Regions from separate parts of the Homo sapiens genome. Here region 2 is linked to region 1. Evidence: chromatin contacts called from ENCODE Hi-C or POLR2A ChIA-PET data. All regions are on one chromosome and are shown on one strand. Each heading gives the region's core, a stretch centred on a gene start or an enhancer-like site at or near the end of the contact. The rest is flanking DNA. Distances are from core to core; before and after follow the strand shown. Region 1 overlaps PML (PML nuclear body scaffold). Region 2 holds the start of CCDC33 (coiled-coil domain containing 33).

What was found. A loop is a pair of places that touch in the nucleus more often than their neighbours do. ChIA-PET counts read pairs that join two places held with the same protein, here RNA polymerase II (POLR2A). Pooled maps may share reads with other maps.
Region 2: a map of aorta shows a loop between it and region 1 (4-fold over the local background). The contact joins the promoter of CCDC33 here to the enhancer-like site in region 1. A Hi-C loop is called at or near these places in 1 of 168 maps with a recorded cell type or tissue (aorta) and 1 of 50 pooled maps. POLR2A ChIA-PET finds 5 or more read pairs at or near these places in 3 of 52 experiments (H1, HEK293 and WTC11).

Annotation. Positions count from the first base shown.
Region 1 is chr15:74,042,213-74,047,062 of GRCh38, forward strand. PML (PML nuclear body scaffold) reads left to right here. Exons shown (of 9, transcript NM_033238.3): 8 at 777-927; 9 at 2,009-4,850. The coding sequence ends at 2,796. Among named protein-coding and RNA genes, the nearest start is that of GOLGA6A, 38 kb to the right of the region's middle. RefSeq lists a silencer at 4,151-4,342. Within about 2 kb of position 2,064, at least 12 of the 41 ENCODE cell types and tissues checked have a DNase peak (open chromatin) inside an H3K27ac peak, as active enhancers do.
Region 2 is chr15:74,233,494-74,238,426 of GRCh38, forward strand. It overlaps CCDC33 (coiled-coil domain containing 33), which reads left to right and starts at 2,833. Exons shown (of 19, transcript NM_025055.5): 1 at 2,833-3,247. The coding sequence starts at 3,227. It overlaps LOC105370893 (a long non-coding RNA gene), which reads right to left and starts at 12. Exons shown (of 4, transcript XR_932459.3): 1 at 1-12. RefSeq lists an enhancer at 524-1,120.

The sequences.
Region 1 (4,850 bases), core at 814-3,313:
GAGAACGCCTCACCTGAAGGACTCCCAAAACTCAGGTTTCTCTAAGCTGCTGGGGCAGATGCCAAGAGCCTCCACTGCTCTCTCACTGCCAAGGACCTGGGTGTCCACCTAGATGTGGCCTTCAGGAGGCCAAGCAGTCCTTCCCCTCGCCTTTGTGTAGGACACTGGCACCTCGGCTGACTTCGGGGACAAGAAAAGGCAGGCTCCCGACCCCTTCCAAAGAATCATCTGGGGTTCAAGATGAGGCTTCTTTCTCCCGTCCCAAGTTTTGGTGTTTCTTCTGAGTCTGCTCAGAAAGATGAAATTAGGAGCAGACATCTCAGGTCCTGCCTGCCATAGCAGATGGCTCCTTCCCTGAGCCTCCATAAGCAGCACAGCACACTCATGCACACACCCACTGGCATTTTCTCTCACACTTTCATACACTTGTGTCAACGCAGGTTCACAGCTCACACTTAACTGTGCATGCACACACAGATTTAGCACTTGGATTCATTCCCACACATGCACGTTCACAACCTGTGTGTGTCACCCTTCCTCCCCTACTCATGAGGGTGTATGCCCTGGTTCATACATGTAACCCTCACATGTGACACACCCAGTTCACACCCATTCATGCACACATACCTTCTCTTGTGCACACGTCCCCTTTCCCAGTGGTACACCCTCCTTCATGTGCACGCAGATGCTCCCAGCTATACCAGCTTGCTAGTGTTCTGCACAGGTGCTTGCCTTGGCCCTCTGAATCCCTGACGCTTGGTTTTTCTGTGTTGCAGTCCTCCCGAGAGCTGGATGACAGCAGCAGTGAGTCCAGTGACCTCCAGCTGGAAGGCCCCAGCACCCTCAGGGTCCTGGACGAGAACCTTGCTGACCCCCAAGCAGAAGACAGACCTCTGGTTTTCTTTGACCTCAAGATTGACAATGAAAGTGGGTTCTCCTGGGGCTACCCCCACCCCTTTCTAATTTAGTCTCTGAGTCCCAAAAAGAAGTGCAGGCAGAGCCATCTGCCAGGCCCAGGAGAGCTCTGAGCTCTGGCCAACAACTGCAGCCAGGCTGGGCAGAGCACTCCGGCTCACCTGGGCTCCTGGCGTGTCATTTGCTGGCTTGAATAAAGATGTCCGCCTTATCCAGTGCCTGAGTGTGCGAGAGAGGCAGATGCCTCCACAAGTGCACCTCTGACCAGTTCTTCTCTCAGACAGAGAGCCTGGGGAACACACTCCTAGACAGAAACACAATGCGTGAGCTCATTGCCGTGAGCCCTGTCATCCAAGTAAGGCCTCTGGCTGTGCTACACGTTTCTGAGTAGAGGGCCAATCCCACAGGTGGCTGCACAGGGCTGCCCACAGATCCAAGGTCACAGAGGGATCAGACCCCTTATCCTGGAAGCCCCTCTACTTCCTCCAGTGCTTGCCCTGGCTCTGCAAATGCCCCTCCTTGAGCCAGAGCCCCAGGCCCTACCCTGTGGCATGGACTCAACATTGGGGCTAGCCCAGCCAGACAGAAACAGCAAGTGTTTTCATGGTACAGAAAAGTCATTTGCAGACCTCAGTGGGAGGCTCTTGGCCTTGCTCTGAGTGGAGTGCTTTCTATGTCCCAGGGCTCTGACTGGGCTGGGGTCCTTGAGGGGATTGGAGGAAGGAGCATGGGATGGAGAGCTAAGTTCAAGCAGCCTGGGATCTCTAGTATAGGTGGCTGAGGCTGATAGAAGACAGGAGGGACCTGTATCCATGGGGTTTGGCCAACTCTGGGGCCGGTAGTGGAGGAGGGGAGAGCTGGATCCCCAGCTGGTGAACAAAGTGTTTGGAGGGCAGCCGAGCCTCCCCTTCTGACTGCTATCCCACCACAACCAGGATCAGAGCTGCATTTGGGGGCTGATGTGTGGCTACTGCCAGCAGACCCCAAGGTGAGGTCTCTAGATGGTGAGTCAGCAGCCCTAGAGGACCCCCTGCTCCCACCCCAGAGCTCTCTGTGACCCTGGGTCCTCACCCTGCCCTTCTCTCCTGCCCAGCCCAGAAGATTAGCCAGCTGGCTGCGGTGAACCGGGAAAGCAAGTTCCGCGTGGTCATCCAGCCTGAAGCCTTCTTCAGCATCTACTCCAAGGCCGTGTCCCTGGAGGTGGGGCTGCAGCACTTCCTCAGCTTTCTGAGCTCCATGCGCCGCCCTATCTTGGCCTGCTACAAGCTGTGGGGGCCTGGCCTCCCAAACTTCTTCCGGGCCCTGGAGGACATTAACAGGCTGTGGGAATTCCAGGAGGCCATCTCGGGCTTCCTGGCTGCCCTGCCTCTCATCCGGGAGCGTGTGCCCGGGGCCAGCAGCTTCAAACTCAAGAACCTGGCCCAGACCTACCTGGCGAGAAACATGAGCGAGCGCAGCGCCATGGCTGCCGTGCTGGCCATGCGTGACCTGTGCCGCCTCCTCGAGGTCTCCCCGGGCCCCCAGCTGGCCCAGCATGTCTACCCCTTCAGTAGCCTGCAGTGCTTTGCCTCCCTGCAGCCCCTGGTGCAGGCAGCTGTGCTGCCCCGGGCTGAGGCCCGCCTCCTGGCCCTACACAACGTGAGCTTCATGGAGCTGCTGAGTGCACACCGCCGTGACCGGCAGGGGGGCCTGAAGAAGTACAGCCGCTATCTAAGCCTGCAGACCACCACGTTGCCCCCTGCCCAGCCTGCTTTCAACCTGCAGGCTCTGGGCACCTACTTTGAAGGCCTGTTGGAGGGTCCGGCGCTGGCACGGGCAGAAGGAGTCTCCACCCCACTTGCTGGCCGTGGCTTGGCAGAGAGGGCCTCCCAGCAGAGCTGAGAGGAGGGGGTGACCAGCTTGGAGTCTCTGGTGGGCAGAGAGGGATGGGGTCCCTGAGCCAGGCCCCACCCATCACAGCATTCCCAGGTCCTGGTACCCAGCCCTCAGTTGTCATTTGGTTCAGAATCAGTTCCCTTTCTCTGGGACCAAATTTCCCTTCTCTAAACATCCTACAGAGAAGGTTCCAAAGCTGAGCACCCATCACCCTAGGTGTGCACCAGACTCCTATTAGCCCCTCCTTCCAGGAGCTAGAACCAGGGAGGTCCTGAGTGAGGAAGGCATGACCTCTGGGCTCTCTAGGTGGCCCTGGTCTTGCCCCATCCATCCCACCTGCCACTACCTTGGGTGTCCTTACAGCTCTGCCCTGACCCCAGCCCCTGCCCCTGGACACCTGCTGACAGCTCCCACACAGAACAGTCTGAGGTGATGCTGGCTACAGCCCTGGCAGCCCATGGCAACTCAAAGTGCCTTCCAAACCAAACTGCCCCTCATGAGGTTAGGGTCCCCCACCCTCCACCTGCCCAGAGGCCAACTCTGTTCCCTTCTCCTTTCATCCCAGAGGGGCCTCATCAGCAAAGACAGAAACTGATGTTCCATGCATGTCCCTGCTTCCAAAGCCTGACCTTCCAAAGCTTGCTTCCTTCCTCCTGGCTGCACAGACACCTCTGCTTGGCCACAGCTTTGCTCTTTGGTCCTCAGGCCACCAGACCCCTCACAGCATGGCCCTTGGCTCTTCCTGCACTGCCCTCACCCTCAGCCGTCCCAAGGAGTGCCCAGCACTACTCAGCATGTAGTCCAGGACCTGCGGCATCAGCATCCCCTGGGAGCTTCTTAGAAATGCAGACCTGTGGGCTCTACCACAGGCCTCTGGAATCAGAATCTTCAGGGTGGGGCCCAGCAGTCTGTGTTTTAACAGGTTCTCCCGGTGATGCTGGTGCATGCTCAAGTTTGAGAACCGCTGCTCTCATAGACTGCTCCTCCAAGGGGAAGCAGTGTGGAACAGCAGAGAAAGTCCCGTCCCTATCTCTGACTGTGCAGTGAGTGTGGCCTAGGAACAGGTCCCTTCCTAAGCTCTAGTGTCCCCATCTGTAAAATGGGCTGATTGGCCTCCACGGTCAGAGCGGCCATCTGGCTGTGCCATCCTGCATTTTTAGGAATGGAAAGCAGGCCTCTGAGGCAGTGGACAGGAAGACTTCTCATCCTTGAATTCTAGCTCCCATTCCAAACTGTTAGTCCCCAACCTTGTGGTCACATCAGAGGTCAACAGCAGAACAGAGGCAGGTCAGGGTTGTCCGCTCTGATTAGCAGAACGACAGCCCCTTCCTCCTCCTCCCTCCTTCCCATCCCTACTCATTAGCTCCCTGCTCCTGGGATGCTTCCCAAGCAGCCCAGGCCTCTAGCCTCCATGGCTGATGACCTCAGCTTTCACACTGGTGAAGTCTGTGTACCCATACTGCAGCCCCATCCCATGGGGCCCCTGAAGACCCACTGAGGAATTCCGTAGGGTCTTGTTCCCACGACCGGAGTGCTGGCTCTCACAGTGAATTTTGATGCATTTAAAATAAGATTCTGATGCCAGACTGTTAAAACAGGCGCTGGTTCTGAAGCACCGATGGAAACAGATTGATGCAGATGGAAGGAGGAAGGGAGACTGGGCCCACTGATTTCCAGCCCCACCATGTGTGCTGTTTTCAGATGTGATTGAGGGGTGTTCTGCCCTGCCTCCACTGTCACAGCCTTTAATAAAGATGTGAATCTTGAAAGCCTGATGCTCCAATCACAGACTCTGCTCAGCATCCCCAGAGGAACCACTGAGAAGCCTTTTGCCTGGATAGGAGGGGGCTCTCCCAGGCATAGGCTTGTGGCCACTTGCCCAGCACAACTGTGTTTTGTGGGGCGTCTTTTAGGACTTAGCAGAGCTGAGAGCCCTTTGTTGCTCAATGCTGTGAGCCTTAAGCATGTGAATCCCCCCACATGACAAGTGGGGAGACCCAGGGTAGGCTTTCCTTTGGATCATCTCCAAATGGGAGTGCCATGTGGCAGGAAAGAAGCAC
Region 2 (4,933 bases), core at 1,583-4,082, 190 kb after region 1:
TCAGGAGTTTCTGCAGAGAGATTGGAGAGCTGGCTTTGCCCTGTGCTTCCACAAGGGCTCTAACTGGGCCCCTTGAGGCCAGTTCACACCCCACCCCTTAAGGTGCTGAGCTGGGTTTAAACTGAAGTCACTGCCACCCAGAGCTGCACTAGAGAGAACTTGCCAAGCCCAAGGTTGGTTAGCAGGGAAAAGCGAGCATGCCTGGAGCTCATAACCATCCGTGTTAAGAGCTTTACCTGCGTGGTCTCATTCAGCCCACAGAGCAGCCCTGATTGCCTCACTGAATAAGGATGGGAACCAAAGCTCAGAAAGGGTTAACATTTTGCCCAAGATCACACAGCTTTGAGCTGCCATTTGCTACAAAATCACACTGCCTACATTTCCCACCTCATCCAACTCAGCTGCCCAAATGTGGGGGTGGGACAGGACTCACAGGGAAGGAAAGGCCAAGTCAGGAGGCGGGGGCGTCTCTGGAAGACAGACACACTCCCCTGAGTCTCATTGCATGGGTAGTTTGTCCTCACAGGCTGCTTCCTCAGACTCCAGGCCCCAGACATGGCATGAGGAAGCAGGGCTGACTATGAGCCACATCTGTCTACCCAGATTCTTCTTGCTGTCCAGCCAGCAAGATCCCTCCTTCCCCAAGAGCCAGCCCCAGATCCAGCCTCAGGGGCTTGCCCCTCCCAGAACTATGGGCTCTCTAGTGGCCACATTTAACCCCTGGCCCCTCCTAGTGATATAGCTCCAAGTGCTGTCTCCTGTGGGTAGGGGGTGGGCACAGTTATCTATTAGCTGTGAGATTAATCATTCCCTGCTCTCCCTCACCCTGGAATCTCCCTGAATCATCACAGCTTGGGGCTGGCCCCTGGACATTTGAGGAGCAAGCCCACTTCTCTGGGCTGGGGATATAGAGCTCACCTTGCTGGAGGAAGGGGAGGAGAAGGTAGAGCAGCTGGGCTCATGCTGCTAAGGCCTTCTCACAGGCAAGGAGGAAGCAGCTCTCGGGGGAGGTTAGGACAGGCACAGGAGCTGGTGTCTCAGGGGTCCTTGGTCTGGGGAGGTGAACAACCAGCAAGTCAGGAGGTAGAAGGGCCCTACTGGTGGCTGCTGAGTGCACAGGGCCCACTTGCACCCTGGAGCCAGACGGCCTGGAACCAGTGCCCAATCGCATTATCTTCCCAGGCAGGAAGATGGCAGGGGCGTGGCTGCAGAGGCAGAAAGCTCAGATGCCAAGGAGGGTAGCTGGGTGAGAGCCCCGAGCCCCGGGGACTGAGGCAGAGCTGCAGGGCAGGGCAAGGACCACAGTGAGGCAGGCAAGGTGGCCAGGGCACAAAATGTGAGGCTCTGTGTCGGGAGCGGAGCGCTCGCACAGCCCTGAGAATGAGTGCTTCATTAAAGTTTGCTTCCTAGGCACCTGGCTTGCATCTTCAGTCCTGCTGCTAGAGAAGGAGCAATGGCTCCCCACCCCCTGAACCTGCTGCCCTAGCCTCCTAGACTAAGCAGGCCTGAGAGGTTGGGGGAGATGCGCTCTAGAGAGACTGGGGGAGCAGCCACTGAGACCTTTCCACACATACACACTGTGCTGGGACATGTTGGCCCACAAGGGAGATAAAGCACAGTGCTCACAGCCAGGCCATTCCTGGTCAGGCCCCCAGCCCCAGAGCCCCAGGAGTACCACTCTTGGCAGGCCTAGACGGGGAGAAAATTAGGAGTGGGGTTCCTGACTACCATCCCCCACCAGTGTCTGGGTGACCTTGGCTGGTCCTTTCAGTTCTAATCAAAAGCAAAGCCTCAGTTTTTCTGTCTCTAAACTGGGGAGAACCACATCCTTGCTGCTGCTCTCTCTGGAGTGGGGGTAGAGAGGGAGGCTGGGAGGCCTCTGCAAAGCCGGAGTCTCCTGCCTCCTGGCTGCCAGGCTGGTCCTGCTCTTCGGCCAGATTAAAAGAATCTCCAACTTGGGGCCCAAAATAGGTAGAAATGAGGCAGGCCACAGGGGCCCCCCAAACACTTCTGAACACTGCCCAGTACCCCAAATCCCTCCTCTTCTAGCCCAGGATTTCTGATCATTCTTCGAAGCCCAGTTCAGACCTCACCTCTCTATAGAGCAACCCCCCACCCCAGGCCAAGGACTAGTCTCTCTTCATTCTGCCATCTCACCTCACCAAAAGCACTTAGGACCCTGCCTGGCGTGCAGCAAATGCTCTTTGTCTTTGTAATAATTTCTTGCAGTGCTCAGAACTGAACCATAATCTTTGGTTCGTACTCTAGTGCCATCACTGACCCATCATGGCTTTCTTTAATTGTTTAATTATAATTTATTTTCAATAATGTAATGAATTTCCATTAACTGACCACCCAATCTAAAAACCCAAAAGTTTAGAATGTATGCTCTTACCCTCTTCTCTCCCCGATCTTCCCACCCACCCTCCAAGAAGAAACCATCCTCTTGAAGTTTGTGTTTATTATTATCAAATAAATGGAAGACTATAGGTACCCAAAGAGGCACGATGGCTGGTAGATTCTTCAACAGAAGTAGCTGTTTTACCGATCAAGCTGCAACACTCTTGAGAGCAGTGTCTGCTTCCTCTTTTGCTGCAGCTTGAGCAGCATGGGGCTGGCCACACCACAGGGTTGGTGGAGACTACTTGAGGCACCAAGAGCAGGAAGGGTGGGGCCTGAGTGCCAGGCGGCAGGTGGAACACAGCTCCAGGAATAGGGAAAAGGGCTTCGCGTTCTAGCTCACTGCACCTGGACAGGTGCCTGTGTGACTTCGGCCCTGCCCTGTGACATCACACAGTGTTGCCCAGGTGACCCAGCTAGGTGGAAGAGCTTATTGTTTTCCAGGCCTGGGCAGAGACAGGGCCCCCCTGCCCCATCTCTCCACCGTCCTAGGTGTGCCAAGAGTCAATTGCCTCATTGCTGACCCTGTCCAGCTGGCCATGGCCCTCAACCCCCAAGGCCCTTCCACCCACAGACCATCTCGCTGCTGAGAGATCCAGGACCTGCTCCCACCTGGCCACCCTCCCCCTCCCCCCACATCCAGGCCCCAGGGCTGGTGTGTGGCACCCCTGAGACCACATTGACCTCCATACTGTCTACTACCCATAAGGACTCCAAGACGCCCAGGCCAGCTGTCTGGGCAGGACTGATTCCTGATCACCCACTGATACCAAGTACTCATCCCCAAGATTGTTAAACAAGGCCAGACACTCCTGGCCTCAAGAGGATGGGACTGAAAAACAAAAAGGTAAGGCCAGGGGCATGGGCCATGCACCTGCATGAATCCGTCCCTCCTTCAAAGTCCTTCCTTCAAAGTTTTGTTTGCTCCTTAATCATGACAAAAGCTTCCCTTCCCTGGGTCTCAGTTTTCACAGCTGTGAAATGGGGAGTGAGGTGGTCTCTGTGGCTCTCCCAGGTTAGCTGCCCTATACTCTTGGGCCACACGGGAACTGGAATGCAGTGTACTTGCAGGTGTTGTCAATGCTGACCACCCTTACCTGGTTGTTTCTGCACTCTTATTGCTGGGGTCACACAGTCTGAGAGCCCACTGAGATGGTTCATTACCCCTGTCCAAGATCTCCCAGGAGATTCCCAGGCTGCTGGCTTGGCAGCCCTGATGCCCCCATTGCCCCCATGCTCTCCAATCCCTGGCCCTGATTTTCTGGGGCCTAGGCCCCTGTCCTGGAACACAGATGCTTGGGTCTCTGAAGAGAAGGGATTTTTGTGTGTTTTGTTGATCACCGTATCCCCAGCACTCAGAACAGTGCCTGGCACATAGTGGGTGCTTAATAAAAAGCTGTGGCCCAGCAGCAGGGCTCTGTCAGGAAGGGACTAGAATCTCAGTGTGATGAGATGTAAACAGTTGAATGTAAGGGACCCCTTACCTTCCTCTCACTAGCAAGGCTGAGCCCCTGCCCTAGATGGTGTTAACCCACAGGGATAGCAGAAGGAGCTGAGACCAAAGGCACACAGATACTTGCAAATGGGGGATACCCTCTTTGTAGTTACACTCAGGTTGAATAAGCCAAATAGCTGGGGGTGCCCAGGCCCTAGTGTGATTTCCACTTCATTACTCTTGATTTTGATGTCTCTGGTTCCTGATGTTCTCTGCCCACAGCTGCCCCCCACCCCCTGCAGACTCTGCCCTCCCCATTAAGCCTCTTTCTGTAATGCCACACACTCAGAACCGGTCACCAGGTTGACCTGGCACCCTAAGCTGCCAGCTGGTCCCCACCTGCCCCACAGAGCTGGATTTGGGGATCTGGGGAGTGTGCGTGGGAGTCCTGAGGAGGAGCCAAGGTTGCTTTGATTAGTAGCTTTGAGAAGCGCTTTTGATAGCTGGGTAGAATCGCCTATAAGGATGCTCATCATGGCCGGGGGTGGTGGCTCACGCCTGTAATCCCAGCACTTGGCGAGGCCGAGGCAGGAGTTTGAGACCAGCCTGGCCAACATGGTGAAACCCCATCTCTACTAAAAATACAAAAATTAGCTGGGTGTGTTGGTGCACGTCTGTAATCCCAGTTACTCAGGATGCTGAGGCAGGAGAATCGCTTGAACCTGGGAGGCAGATGTTGCAGTGAGCCGAGATCACGCCACTGCCCTCCAGCCTGGGCAACAGTGTGAGATTCTGCCTCAAAAATAAAAGGACGTTGGCCAGGCCTGGTGTCTCACTCCTGTAATCCCAGCACTTTGGGAGGCCAAGGCAGAAGTTCGAGACCAGTCTGGCCAACATGGTGAAACCCCGTCTGTACTAAAAATACAAAAATTAACCAGGCGTGGTAGCGGGCACCTGTAATCCCAGCTACTCGGGAGGCTGAGACAGGAGAATTGCTTGAACCCAGGAGGCGGAGGTTGCAGTGAGCCGAGATAGCACCACAGCACTCCAGCCTGAGCAACAAAGAGCAAAACTCCATCTCAAAAAAAAAAAAAAAAA